2 separate regions of the Homo sapiens genome follow, and region 2 is linked to region 1. Evidence: chromatin contacts called from ENCODE Hi-C or POLR2A ChIA-PET data. All regions are on one chromosome and are shown on one strand. Each heading gives the region's core, a stretch centred on a gene start or an enhancer-like site at or near the end of the contact. The rest is flanking DNA. Distances are from core to core; before and after follow the strand shown.

Region 1 (6,803 bases), core at 2,192-4,691:
ACCGTTTTCCTGGGTTCACCTTAAGGTTGCATACCATGAGGCAAAGTATTATTTTTGTAACCTGTTGATGCTTCAAGAGGCAAAGGTGAAGAGTATATGACTTTCAAACTCTTCCAAGAGTGACATAGTAAAATAAAAGACACCACAGTGATGAAGAAAAAATTTGTTCTCATTATCTAGAAAAGGGCCGCTTCTTCCTAATAATGGAGAGTTCTGCTGAAGCCAAATTGAATGGCAAGCAGCACTTTCTTCCTCTCCAGTCTTACGTTTGCTTAAGGAAAAGCTTACATAATGAATACATTTATAGGTGTAGGATGAGCTCATGATATCAGAATCCATAAAGATATATAAATTAGGCTCTTTTGCCAACATTGAGGCATTGTCTTAGAGAATCTTCTGCTTTGACATAGAAGTTAGGTAATGCATTTTCCTTCTTGTAATGATCTGCCTGAAACAAACATTTAGCCTTACTCGTGGAATGTCAAAACTAGAAGGAACTGTAGTGATCATCTCAGATACCTCCTCTAATGAGTAGTAAAGATCAGAAAGTTAGAATGTGCACAGGGAGGATGCTGTGGACCCCTCAATCAGGTATACATCTTCCAACTATATACACACAGAGGACCCTATACTGAGAAAGAATAGTGCCAAGCCAGTCTGGATAAAGACCCTCGGGAGACCTGAATTATCAAAGCTATCTGCTGATCCCTCAAACACTCAGATTTACTGTGTAATTGTATAAAGTAAATTTCCCACTTTGTTCTGTGGCCCTATAGTATCAAAACAAATGTTTCTCAAGCATCAACACTTTATTAGAAATTCTCATGACTTCTAGATGTGGTTTTGGTCATTTCCATAGATAAGTAATAAGATGAGTGTGTTAGGTGTTGGCTCTGAAAGTCTATCCCATCTATCTATATAGTAATGAATATTAGATTTTAAGCTTGTTGGGGGCAAGAAAAGTAGGTCATCTTCATGTTTATATCCACTGAGTCTGGCACATATGAGTACTTAGTGGATGTTTGCTGATATGCGATTAAGATAAAGTGCAAGATATGTTTTTTTTTTTTCTTTTTTTTTTTTTGAGACGGAGTCTCACTCTGTCCCCCAGGCTGGAGTGCAGTGGCCCAATCTCAGCTTACTGCAAGCTCCACCTCCCAGGTTCATGCCATTCTCCTGCCTCAGCCTCCCAAGTAGCTGGGACTACAGGCGCCAGCCACCACACCCAGCTAATTTTTTGCATTTTTAGTAGAGATGGGGTTTCACCGTGTTAGCCAGGATGTTCTCGATCTCCTGACCTCGTGATCCACCCGCCTCGGACTCCCAAAGTGCTGGGATTACAGGCCTGAGCCACTGTGCCCAGCCCGATATGTTGATTTTCAAATAATTCATTAATTTAAGTATTTTCTTCTATAATAGCTACAACAATTTTATACTAAAACTTTTGGGGGGAAGGGCCATTACCTTAATTTACACAATAGATCAGTTAAGTTTTGCAAGAAGGTGAAAGTAGACAAACATGTTTTTGACACATTGTTATTGCTATTCCTGCGGTCTTTGATTCTGACCCATTTTTAGCTTCTGTGCATTTACTTTTAGTTAATCTGTTTGATTTGAATACACTGTTCAGTTAGTCTCAAACACTTTCTTAGCATTTATCTTCAAACCTTAAGTGTAAAAATGAGACAGAGGCTTAGAGGTGTCCTCGGAATTTTAGAACTAACGGTTTAATTTCCTGACTCTTAGAGTCCAAATGTTTTCTTAGATTGATGTGGATTGGTTTAACGTAATTGGAAGTTTGAAAGGTACATGTTTCTAAAGCTTTTAAGATAATGATACTTAGAAATCACTGATTGTTCCTTGATGATGAATGCCTTTAATATATGTTTACAAGCTCCAAAACTTTTAATATATCTTACCATACTCTGATTACTAGAAATATATAAATGAAACCAACATTTCTCTATCCTGGAAAAAAAGTGTCCAGTAGAGTCTGTCCTTCCTGAGCTTAGTTAAAGCAATTCTTGTATCTTTGTTTTATATTTTTTAACCTTTTCCAATCCTTAATACATTTGTGGTCTTACTGGGATATGCCAGGAAGAAATTTCTTCCTTCTATTTCTTCTCCCTCTTTTTAGCTGTCTACTGTATACCATGTAGAACCACAAAATGCATGTTTTTATCTGTTCTGTTGTGTAGAATGTATATGCTGCCAGCCAGCCTTACTCTTTCCTCTCTACACTGCCACAGCTACAACTGCTTCCCTGTCAAACATTAGAAAAACACAGGTGGGCACCTAGTGCATGGTGTTACAGTAAAGACAACTCGACATCATACTGACTACAAATTACCTCCCCTAGTTTAAAGGCAAATAGTAGCTATCACAACCAAATTTAGAATGTGACACCATTGTTTAGGTGTATGTGATTCATTTTTATTATCTAATCACATATTTTTTTCCCTTCTAATTTGTGCCCTGACTGCACCTTGTGAAAGGTTAGAACTGGGATAATAACTGTGATGAACAAGTTATTCAAGAAATACTTGCAAGGTGGACAATGTTAACTTTGAACAGTGAACACAAAGGGTAATGAATTACTAATACCATAGTTCCCTTCTCAAACAGCAGTGACAGCTTAATTTTGATAGGATCCCTATGATCTTTGTAAGCGTATTCATGCCAGGAATGTTGTCCTCAGCAATAGATCCTATCTCTATCCCTTTTCCAAAAGCCCGGTAAAGTTAGTTTGCTTAAAACTACCTGAAAATGTCTTTCTAGACATCCACCTTACTGCAGGGCCCTAGGGTCATAACCTCTTAACCTTACGGGTTATAGGTCTCTTGCTTTTTGATCTTTCTTGGTTCTTTAGTTTTTGCCTACTTCCTCCACAACATTCAAGCCTTGTTATATAAGGAAATTGGAAACACCAATTTTGGATGAGATAAGTTACCCTTTCTTCCAGAATAATCCAAAAAGATGATTTTAAATAGAAACATGCTTGGGAAAAATTTAGCAAAACTACAGCATCCTGTCTAAGCCAGTTTGAAGTTGCCCCCCTTCATTTCTTATCCTCTTTATAAAAAACAAAACAAAACCAACTTAGAACTTACTGTTGACTTAGTGATAAAGTTTTTATTCAGGTCCCAAAGGCAGCTTGCTTGAGACATCAGAAGGAGTCAGAGTGGTCTGAGCGAATGAGAAGGAGATTAATATTAATACAATTAGTTAGTTAGCTTATTATTCTTGCCTTACTGGGCAGTACACTGTTTGATAATAGTGACAACTAACATCAATTTGGCACTTACTATTGACAAAGCATTATTTATTATTTTATAGCCATAGCAACTTGGTAAAGGAGAGATTATTATTCTTATTTCATAATAAAGGAACCTGAGCTTCAGAAAGGGCCCTCGGCTTGCCGAAGGCCGTATGGTAAATCAATGACCGAGCTGGTGTGGAATGTTAGCCTCCTGGATCCTGATCGTTCAGCCTCCGAAACATTCCTACTGAAGAGGCATTAGGACTAGAGCGTATTTCTTTTGATTATCAATGCGGGTGGTAGTGAGGTATCCTCAGCTGTTTGGCTGGCTCTCTTATTATATTAGTATCTTTTTACTATTATCTTGCTTCTGTTTCAGCCAAAATTTGGATTTTGTTTCTTTGCCACACCCATAGGATCAGGTACAGTTAACCTGTTTGAGCCTAATAATCAAGTATTGTACTGAAATTCCAAATAGAATTGGAAAATGTACTTTTTTGATGGGCTACCTTTCCTCTTTCCTGCCTCATCCAAACAGTCTCCATTAGAAATAATAAAAACCCTCATAGGATTTTAAAGCCAAGTTAGCAGCCCTGAGTCAGGACAGGTGTTTATTTTTAATTCATACTCAGAAAGCACTGTTTACCCATTTACCAGACAGAGCAAGAAAGGACAAATAGTATATATAAAAAAAAAAAGAATTATAGGTCATACAGTTGTCTTTTCATTCCATAAAAATTAGGAGGTCTCTTTTAAAACATTAAGATAATGTTGAAATAAATACATTTTAACCCGAACCTAAAACCAAACAATGACAGGAATATTTCTCCTTAAATGCAGACTACCTGGCATTCGCAGGTATCTGCTAGAGGCAAAGTCAGAACGAATGAGGAGGCCTGCAGACAGTAATCATACTTCCATCTCATGGAAATCACCCACTTGCCTGACTCACAAGAGCACTGAAGTGTGTGTGTTTATGTGTGTATTTGTTGTGAATTTGTTTTGATTTTATCAGGCTTGCCAGCTGCATAAGCGGGCAAAGAATGTAATGTGGAAACCATCCATTGCCACTGGAAAAAGGATCCAAGAGGAATTCCTTAAGCTGGGAACATGAGCTGTGAGCAACATGTTTAAATAGCTAAATATCCAAAGTTTGAGTCATGTTCATTTATTTTGGGGGATACACTCTCTTCTTTGAGGCTGAAAGAGTCCTTCTGGCTTAGACTATAACAAATGTGGTGCTGGAGGAGGTGAGAGACTGGAAGCCCTAGCGAGTTTGCTCAGGTTGTGGTTAATGGTGAGAGAGGGTACCATGACCCCCTTCGTGAAGTACGTTCCACGTTCAATCTGAAAAATCCATGGGCTTTTAAAAAAGCCTTTTCTGTACTTTCCAGTGAGGGAGAAAGGTAAGGGAAAGGAAACTAACTTTTTTTTTTTTTTTTTGAGACAGGGTCTCGCTCTGTCGCCCAGGCTGCAGTGCAGTGGCGCAATCTCGGCTCACTGCAACCTCCGCCTCCCGGGTTCAAGTGATTCTCCTGCCTCAGCCTACTAAGTAGCTGGGATTACGGGAATGTGACACCACGCTCGGCTAGTTTTTGTTATTTTTAGTAGAGACCGGGTTTCACCATGTTGATGAAGCTGGTCTCAAACTCCTGACCTCGTGATCCTCCCACCTCAGCCTCCCAAAGTGCTGGGATTACAGGTGTGAGCCACTGTGCCCGGCCTCTTTTTTTTTTTTTTTTTTTTTTTGTAATTTTTATGTGCCAGACACTATTCCAGGTACTTTCAGAAAGGTGGTGATTTTTTTTTTTTTTTTTTTAAAGAGATGGAGTCTCGCTCTGTCTCCCAGGTTGGAGTGCAGTGGTGTGATCTCAGCTCACTACAAGCTCTGCCTCCCGGGTTCACGCCGTTCTCCTGCCTCAGCCTCCTGAGTAGCTGGGACTACAGGCACCCAAAAAGGTGGTGATTTTTCTCCCCATTTTGCGGATGAGGAAACTGATGAGATCTGAAACGATTTGCGCAATCTATCACAGCGAATAAGGTTGGGATGAGGATTTTAACCCAAGATCTGGCTTCAATGCCCATGCTTTTCTTAACTCCCTTGAAGCCTTAACACTCTCAACAAAGAGTTTACTTTCCTTTTTCCCCTCCTCATTTTCTTTTTTTTTTAAAATATTACTTATTTAATTTTTAATGGTCGAGTTTACTTTTCTTCTTATTTTACTTGTGTTTCTTCTAAAGGAGCTGTCTGGGCTAACTACTCCATTGGTTAGAATATGATGCCTTTGAGCCCAAAATCTTGTTTGATCTCAGAATAGGCCAAGTTAATATTTTACAAAGAAAAGCTGAGAATTAAATGGCATCACCATTAGCCTGCCATTGTCAGAAGAATATGAGATGAGCTAAGAGTATATCTGACTCAGAAAAACAACTCAAAAGCATGTCTTGTTGTTCTCAGATGGTCTGAGTTTTCAAAAGAAAAAAGATGATGAGTCAATCGTAGAAATAAATAGCCTAAATATCTCATAGATTAAGTCAATTAAGTAAAGATTCCCCTTATGTATTTGCCCTATTTTAATGTAGGTAATCAAGGTACTGAATTTTTTCTAGACAGGTTGTAGTATCAGCGCAGTGATGAAAGTAGTCTTCCTCTGCTGTGAATTAGGGCTAATATTAAATTTTGTGTGGTTGCTGAAGAAGTTTACTGTGCACTAGCTCTCTCTTCAAAAAAATTATTTAAGTTACATTAAATTTTATTTATTTATGTGTAGCTCCTAGATCTAAAAGGGAATAGTTTTTTCCCCTCACAATTTCAAGACTTCTCTTTTATTCTTCTTTTTTTCGAGACAGTTTCACTCTTGTCACTCAGGCTGGAGTACAATGGCACGATCTTGGCTCACTGCAGCCTCTACTTCCTGGGTTCAAATGATTCTCCTGCCTCAGCCTCCCGAGTTGCTGGGATTACAGGTGCCCGACACCACACCTGGCTAATTTTTGTATTATTAGTAGAAACAGGGTTTCGCCATGTTGGTCAGGCTGGTTTCAAACTCCTGACCTTGTGATCTGCTCACCTCGGCCTCCCAAAGTGCTGGTATCACAGGTGTGAGCCACCGCGCCTGGGCTTCATTACAATTTTTATTTTGTCTTCCTGATTTCTGGGGGATAAGAGGGGAACCAAAAAGATAGTTTATGAAGAACTTAACAGTTTCCACATTGCCATTTCTGTAAAATCAGGAAAAGAACAACAGATGTATTACAGACTAGTTAGGGAGAAAAGTGATCAAAAAACACTTGATATTTTTAAATTCGTGGAAACTTTGAGCTACATATTTTGCCTTCCGTTCATCTTTGTAACCATTTTTTTGTTTCAGGTTGAGTGTGATTCTTTCTTCCCAGCTGGAACTTTCAGCCTTGTCCCCGAGACCAAAAGCTCAATCAGTGTCACTCTGCAGAGAATGTTTTCAGTATACGAGTGTCCTCTCCTTGGCACTCAGTTGGGACAGTCAGCACTGCCCCTGCCCCAGAGCTAATTAACTGCATTGCT
Region 2 (7,256 bases), core at 2,396-4,895, 35 kb after region 1:
TGGTTATATGTTAATCTGTGTAGTGTGCTTTGTTTCCCAGATAATTTAGAAGCAATTAATTCTGGATAGACGTGTGTTGCATGTAATGACAGATACTGATTGTAATGTTTTATTTTGGCCAAAAAAAAGGTGGGGGGTGGGGAGTAATTTTCCTCAAAATCATTATCTGGCAGGGTGGGAGGTTGTTTTTCTTTTGTATACAGAGAAACAGAGTCCCAGGTAGGAATATGTGTTGTATTCATGGCAGTTCGGCAGACCCTTGGAATATAACCTTCTTCATGGTCCATGTTCTAGTCCTGCTTTGAGAACCCTCTTTTGAGTAAAGAAAATCTTCAAAAACCCATCTCTGGGTTTCATCCTGAGGATCCAGGACCGGTGTTCTCTTTCTTAAGAGGAAAAAAAATCACAATGGTAGAAAATTCTTTGCAAATCCTATTGTAGTCTTGATTGATCTCTCTTCTCATTGCTCTTCGTCGGCCTCTTCAACCCTTCTGACTGTGTGTATTAGAAATAATTATTATCACCATTAAAACAACTTTCTTTGTCTATTTCAATTATTTTCTTTATGTTAACTATTTTCTTTTTAGAGTTGCTTATCTATTTAGCAGGCTACTGCATTAGCCTTGAGCTAGTATTGTAAGATGCAAAATTATGTTGCCGGCATCAGTTGGGAATTTCATGGAATTTGCTTCTATTTGACTATATTTCCAGATGGAACCATGTGCCGAAGTGTTTGTTTTGGGCCTCCATGAAGTCATTCCTTTGCAGTGATCTGTAGCTAGACTGCGCTCTCTTGGGACTAACCTGTGTGACTAATTTGAGTAGGAGGGTGATAAACTTTGTTACCACTTAAAAAGGGGCTAAAAATACTTCTTTTTTAAAAAACTCCTCTCCATATTATCTAGCAACACTCTTTGAGGGATAATGGAAAGGAGGTGATAAAGATTAGAGCTGATTGGGAAGGTTCTGAATGCCCAAGTTTCATTTAGGAAGCTTCACACCTTTGAGCCCCAGGGAAGAGTTTGGACCCCAGGCTTTTACAGGTTTGTAGTAAAATCTGAGCTGCCCAGAACACTCTGTGGCTAATGGCTTTTGCAGAAGTGATTCTACAACTAAAGATGCCAATCAACTAAGCTTGTATTGGTTCATCGTCCAGATCTAAAAATGATTGTTAATTTGAGTTATTGTGCTAAATATTTCTAAGAAATGCTTCTTTTTAAGTTGCTGTCTTGTGATCAAAACACAGTAAATGAAGGGCTTCCCTGAAAGGTGGAGCCAGTAGACTTGATTTGGAGATGAAGCATATACCGAACTTGAAGACTGGAGAGGTATTTTTGCCTTAACCCTGTCTCTGATTCACTGAGGGACCTTGGATAAGTCACAATCTTCCTGTCTCATGTTTCTTTTACTTAAAAATGAAAGCATGGATTAGGCTAGCTCTTCGTCAAACCTCCCTTCTCAATTCACCTTCCTAAGCACAGAACTCTTTTTCTAATAAAATTTTATGCAGGACCCCAATCTATAAAACAGATACAAGAGGAGATGCTTTGGTTAATGGAGGGCACAGGGAGAATCTCTCTCTGGCTTCAGTTCTGGCCCCTGAGGCTCTTTCCTGTCTAGTTGAGCTTTCTTTAAGAGGTCTTCCAGCTGTGGCATTCCATCCATTATTCTAATTAATGTGAATTGAGTATTACTAATATCAGGTTTGGTTTTTTTTTTTTTCACTTAGTACCCACATCATGGAGCAAAAAAAGTGGTTCTAAATTGCAGAATGATTTAAGCTAGTAGAGGGTGCCATTCATTGATATTAAAGATTAGTACTGGTCTAAACATAGCACTATTAGAAGTTACAGAAATTCACAATAGAAACCCCCTTCCTCTGTCCCAGAATGCATGGAGCAAGAATGCAGAATGGGGAAGTAAATGATAAATCTGCAACCATTAGTGCTCACTTTCTAAGCTTCCCACTGAGTACTAGGATACAGCTCTCTCTTCTTCCTTCCTCTCCTTCCTCAAATCCTACATTCCTACACCATTGCTGAGCAGGTTGCAATTTTGGCCTAGAGTGATTACTCCTGATTACTCCTGTCCCTCTCTCTGACTGGAGCCAGGTCTGAAGTACTCTGTTTTCCACCTGTCATCTCAGCCAAGACCTTGCAGATTCAATACTAAACTGTTGTATAGGATTAAATTCTGAGCCTTCTAGGAAAAGTTTCAGAATGTGTTTCTTTGCTGTTGTTAATTGCAAAATCAATAGACCTCCCTCCCAGGGAGAGGAGTTTCCTTCTCCTTTGGTGGGCTTCCCTCTAGCAATTCAGGAGCTGCTAGAAGCAGATTAACACCTACAGTTCCAGACCAGCTTAGAGCTCACTTCATTTCCCACTGTGCAGCATTTCACCAACCCATGGACCTATAGCTAGTCATTCCTGCCTGTCCTGCGCCAGGGCCTTTTCCAGCCAGCAGTCTTCCCACTGACTGTTAGAACTATACCCTCTGGCTCAGGCTTTTTCCAGAAAAAAAAAAAAAAAAAAAAATCATAGTACTGCTTCGCATTTTCTCTCAACTTCACATTTCCTCACAAAGCACTAGGCTTTGTCCTAAGCACTTTATTTATTTACTTATTTATTTATTTATTGAGACGGAGTCTCGCTCTGTCACCCAGGGAGGAGTGCAGTGGCATGATCTCGGCTCACTGCAACTTCCACCTCCTGGGTTCAAGCAATTCTCCTTCCTCAGCCTCCCGAGTAGCTGGGACTATAGGCGCACGCCACCACTCCTGGCTAAGTTTTGTATTTTAGTAGAGACAGGGTTTCACCACATTGGCCGGGCTGGTCTCAAACTCCTGACCTAAGATGATCCGCCCACTTCGGTCTTCCAAAGTGCTGGGATTATAGGCGTGAACCACCACGCCTGGCTGTCTGCCCCCCGCCTGTCCTAAGCACTTTAAATGTGTCAACTCATTTGGTCTCTTTGAAAAGAGTGGCCAGGTGAAGGCTGAAGGACCGGATAAGTGTAGTTTCCAGAATCCTTCTTGGCTAGTTATAGTCTAAGACTTGCAGACAGGCAGCCTGGGAAGATCTCAAACAAGTAACCTTCAATGAAAATGTACAGTTTTGAGAATTTCGATATTTGACAGATGATTGAGCCACTCGAGTTGCTTATGCATGAATGTGCTTGTTTAGCAGGTAGAGTTATTATTCTCTTATGTTCAAATTTATTAACAAGGGCTTAATTTCATTCCAAACAGATTGTGAGGTGACTACGTAGTACAGAAGTACAGTGAAATATGAGATTCCTGAGCCTTTAGTGGATGCTGAGCTGGAGACCCCCGTTAGTGCTACCTCTTTCTAAACAGCGCCAGCCATGAAGCTTTTGACCTTTTCACCTTTAAACTTTGTTTGAACTTGGAAAGAAGACTTTTGAATTGTTTAAAAAAAAAAAAAAGGAGAAGAAGGAGAAAGAAAGACAAGGGAAAAAAATGGTTAGGGAGGCTGCAAAAGAGATGTGGAGACTGGGGGAAAAGGACTGATTATATGTTAGCTTAACAGTAATACTAGGAAAATAATCCTCCTCTTGTCTAGGAGTTTCTGCTACTGGGAGCCACAGGGTAATCAGCTCACATGACATACCCAGAGGCGAATGCTAGCCTGTGCTGTTTTTGAACATACTCAAACAAAGGCTGATTATCCAAACAAGAATTTGGACTGCAGCAGTCGGACCAGTTAAATTATAGTTAGTAAAACTTGGTGCCTTGTGAGCTTGGAATGTTACAATTGCAGCTGGATCTTCGTTTGTCAGGCAGCCTTACTGCACAATAAAACCAGAGATTTTTATCTCCGCAGGACTCAGTTTAACTCCTTGGGTGCAAACAGAAAAGTGCCAGCTATCATACGTCAGAATCCTGGCAACATCTGTCCCCACTCCTGTCAGAGTTCATGAGGCAGTGGCATTTTCGTGGTGTTCTGTAGGAAAGTGGGAGGACAGGGGCAAGTTGCTCTTCTTCTTAGATCTTATGTTGGAGATAATAATTTTTATTTATTCGTTACTTTAACAACATTTTTTGTTTTGAGATGGAGTCTCGCTCTGTCACCCAGGCTGGAGTGCAGCGGTGTGATCTCAGCTCACTGCAACCTCTGCCTCCCAGGTTCAACCAATTGTCCTGCCTCAGCCTCCTGAATAGCTGGGACTATAGGCACCCGCCACCATGCCTGGCTAATTTTTTTGTATTTTTAGTAGAGACGGGGTTTCACTGTGTTAGCCAGGGTGGTCTCGATCTCCTGACCTCGTGATCCACCCGCCTCGGCCTCCCAAAGTGCTGGGATTACAGGCGTGAGCCACCGCATCCGGCCACTGTAACCTTTATTAAGTGTTACTATGGACAAAGCCCTGTGTTAGTACTCTACTTATATACAAATGGCTATAAAAAGATGGTATAAAGTAGTCAATTGTAAATAGGTTTCAAAATGTTGTAAGTGGAGGGATGATGGAGAAGGTAAAAAAAAAAAAGGCTTTTTGGAGAAGGTATGATTTGAGCTGACTTTGTGGGAAAGTAGGATTGAATCTTTAAATGTGGCTCTAAAAGTGGTTTTATGCAGCAGGAACAACACAAAGGAAAAATTGGAGGCAGGAAAGTTGGATCCTGGATGTGAAGGGAGGTAATAAAAGAGAAGACTGAAAAAGTAGAATAGCCTCTGCATAGCGGACTTAGGATGCCAGGCCTGAGAGTGGACTTCCTTTGGTAAAGCAAGAGGAAGCCATTAAAAAGTTATCTTTTTTACATAGCTGTCAAATAATAATAAGTTAACATGTATTGAAAGGTTACCATACTGAGAGGTGAAGCCAGCTGGACTTCTGGGTAGAGTGGGGACTTGGAGAACTTTTCTGTCTTACAAGAGGATTGTAAAACACACCAATCAGCACTCTGCAGCTAGCAAGGGGATTGTAACATGTACCAATCAGCACTCTGTAGCTAGCAAAGGATTGTAAAATGCACCAATCAGCGCTCTGTAAAGCACACCAATCAGTGCTCTGTAAAATGCCCCAATCAGTGCTCTGTAAAATGCACCAATCAGGATCCTAAAAGTAGCCAATCGCAAGGAGGATTGAAAAAAGGGCATTCTGATAGGACAGAAACGGAACATGGGTGGGGACAAATAAAGGAATAAAAGCTGGCCATCCCCGCCAGCAGCGGCAACCCACTGAGGCCCCCTAGCAGGCTGTGGAAGCTGGTTCTTTTGCTCTTCACAATAAATCTTGTGGCTGCTCACTGTTTGGGTCCTTGCCACCTTTAAGAGCTGTAACACTCACCTCGAAGGTCCGCAGCTTCATTCTTGAAGTCAGCAAGACCCTGAATCCACTGGCAGGAACCAGCTCTGGATACAGTACGTGGGACACTGAATACTCAAAATAATTCTGGAAGAAAATAGAGACTCAGAGAAACGAAGTAACTTTCCCAAGACTGCTCAGCCCATAAGCAGCAGAGTCACGATTGAAATCTGGACTGACCGTAGACCCCCAGCTCTTAACTGCTTTTTGTATTACTCTCTATTCCTTTTAAATTGGCTGACTTTATGATCATAATGCAAAATAGATTAGCCATATTTTTATATGGAGGCAGGAAGCTTGACTCTAATGGATCACCCATATTCCTGAATTGGATGATGATGGTAAAGAGAATTGCTTTACAGGGGTGATTTTTATGTTGGAGAAGATACAGTTATGATCACCACCCTGAGTTGGTTTAAATATACGGGTTATAACTTTGTATGAACAAGAGTTTTGTTTTTGTTTTTGTTTTGTGAGACAGAGTTTCACTTTTGTCGCCCAGGCTGGAGTACAGAGGCACAATCTTGGCTCACTGCAAACTCCACCTCCTGGGTTCAAGCGATTTTCCTACCTCAGCCTCCTGAGTAGCTGGGATTACAGGCACCCGCCACCACACCTGGCAGTTTTTCGGGTTTTTTTTTTTTGAGATGGAGTTTCGCTCTTGTTGCTCAGGCTGGAGCGCAGTGGCATGATCTTGGCTCACTGCAACCTCCGCCTTCCAGTTTCAAGCGATTTTCCTGCCTCAACCTCCTGAGTAGCTGGGATTACAGGCGCCTGCCACCACACCTGGCTAATTTTTGTATTTTTAGTAGAGATGGGGTTTCACCACGTTGGCCAGGCTGGTCTCGAACTCCTGACCTCGTGATCCACCCGCCTCAGCCTCCCAAAGTGCTGGGATTACAGTTGTGAGCCACCACACCCAGGCACAAGAGTATTTCTGCTTGACCAATTCCATCATAATGAGATAATCTGCCCTCATAGCTATTTCTGACAGTGATTTATGGTAGTGCAGAGCTGGCTTTGGCAGGTCTTATGTCTTTATGGCCTTGCTTTTTCTGAGCGACACATTTGCTACCATTGGTGTATGGCTCTCCATTTCCCAGTTTCCACGGGGTGTCTTCACCGTATTCTTATCCTCTGCTGACCCTGCTGCTGTCTTGTTTTCTTTCCTGTCCTCTTTGATATACTCTGTTATTGTAAGCCAGGCTTGTGGCTTCTGGGAGGGGTGATTGGCAGGGTCAGTCAGACATAAGCACTGAAACGTGTGTCCCAGAGGTGGAAGCCAAATTTCCTCTCAGGGCCCTGAGGCTAACCTCCTGTGATGGCTTCATGGCTAGAAATAGCAAAAATCGAAATGGATATTGCAGATAGTCCAGACAAGCAAACAGAAGTCCAAAATGCTTGGGTACCTAAGATTTTTTTAATTTGTTCGTGTATATTTTTAGCAATAGAAGCAATATAGCATACCTTTGAGCCAGTTTTTCCTAGGTGTGCCAGGTAGGTTGGCATTCACAGTTCTCAGGAGACAATCAGGTACTGATTTAGTGAGCTCATTTTTGAAATGCAAAAGCAAAAAGGAATAAAATAGCAGGTTACCATAGTATAGATAGTAGGAGTTGATTGGCACCAACATCTTTATTTAGTTTGGGTTAGAACAGATTCTCTGCATATCAGATTTGAAGAGAAGATCTTAGTTTTTATAGCAGTACCATCAAAGATAGTTATATATCCAAGAGGAAAGCCTGAGTTTGAAATAATGATTAGCTCTACAGATTTTCAGCTTTTTGTTTTGGGGTTTTTTGTTTTGTTTTTAATTCAATTTGCAAAGCCTCTAGCAGATAGTTCTGAAACCTTTGTGAACGCTTTCTGTAACTTATGAAGCTTTTGGAAATTTGGTCTAGTGATGAGTAATTCTTTCTTTCTGACGTTAA

Evidence for each region. Hi-C counts contacts between places; a loop is a spot of excess contacts on that map. ChIA-PET counts read pairs that join two places held with the same protein, here RNA polymerase II (POLR2A). Pooled maps may share reads with other maps.
Region 2: a loop to region 1 is called in a map of Caco-2, with 5 times the contacts of the local background. The contact joins two enhancer-like sites. A Hi-C loop is called at or near these places in 6 of 168 maps with a recorded cell type or tissue (Caco-2, aorta, gastrocnemius medialis and 2 more) and 2 of 50 pooled maps. POLR2A ChIA-PET finds 5 or more read pairs at or near these places in 10 of 52 experiments (AG04450, Caco-2, H1 and 7 more).

Annotation. Positions count from the first base shown.
Region 1 is chr17:61,197,075-61,203,877 of GRCh38, forward strand. The region is part of intron 22 of BCAS3 (BCAS3 microtubule associated cell migration factor); the gene reads left to right. Among named protein-coding and RNA genes, the nearest start is that of BCAS3-AS1, 64 kb to the left of the region's middle. Within about 2 kb of position 3,442, at least 6 of the 41 ENCODE cell types and tissues checked have a DNase peak (open chromatin) inside an H3K27ac peak, as active enhancers do.
Region 2 is chr17:61,232,271-61,239,526 of GRCh38, forward strand. The region is part of intron 22 of BCAS3 (BCAS3 microtubule associated cell migration factor); the gene reads left to right. Among named protein-coding and RNA genes, the nearest start is that of BCAS3-AS1, 100 kb to the left of the region's middle. Within about 2 kb of position 3,646, at least 6 of the 41 ENCODE cell types and tissues checked have a DNase peak (open chromatin) inside an H3K27ac peak, as active enhancers do.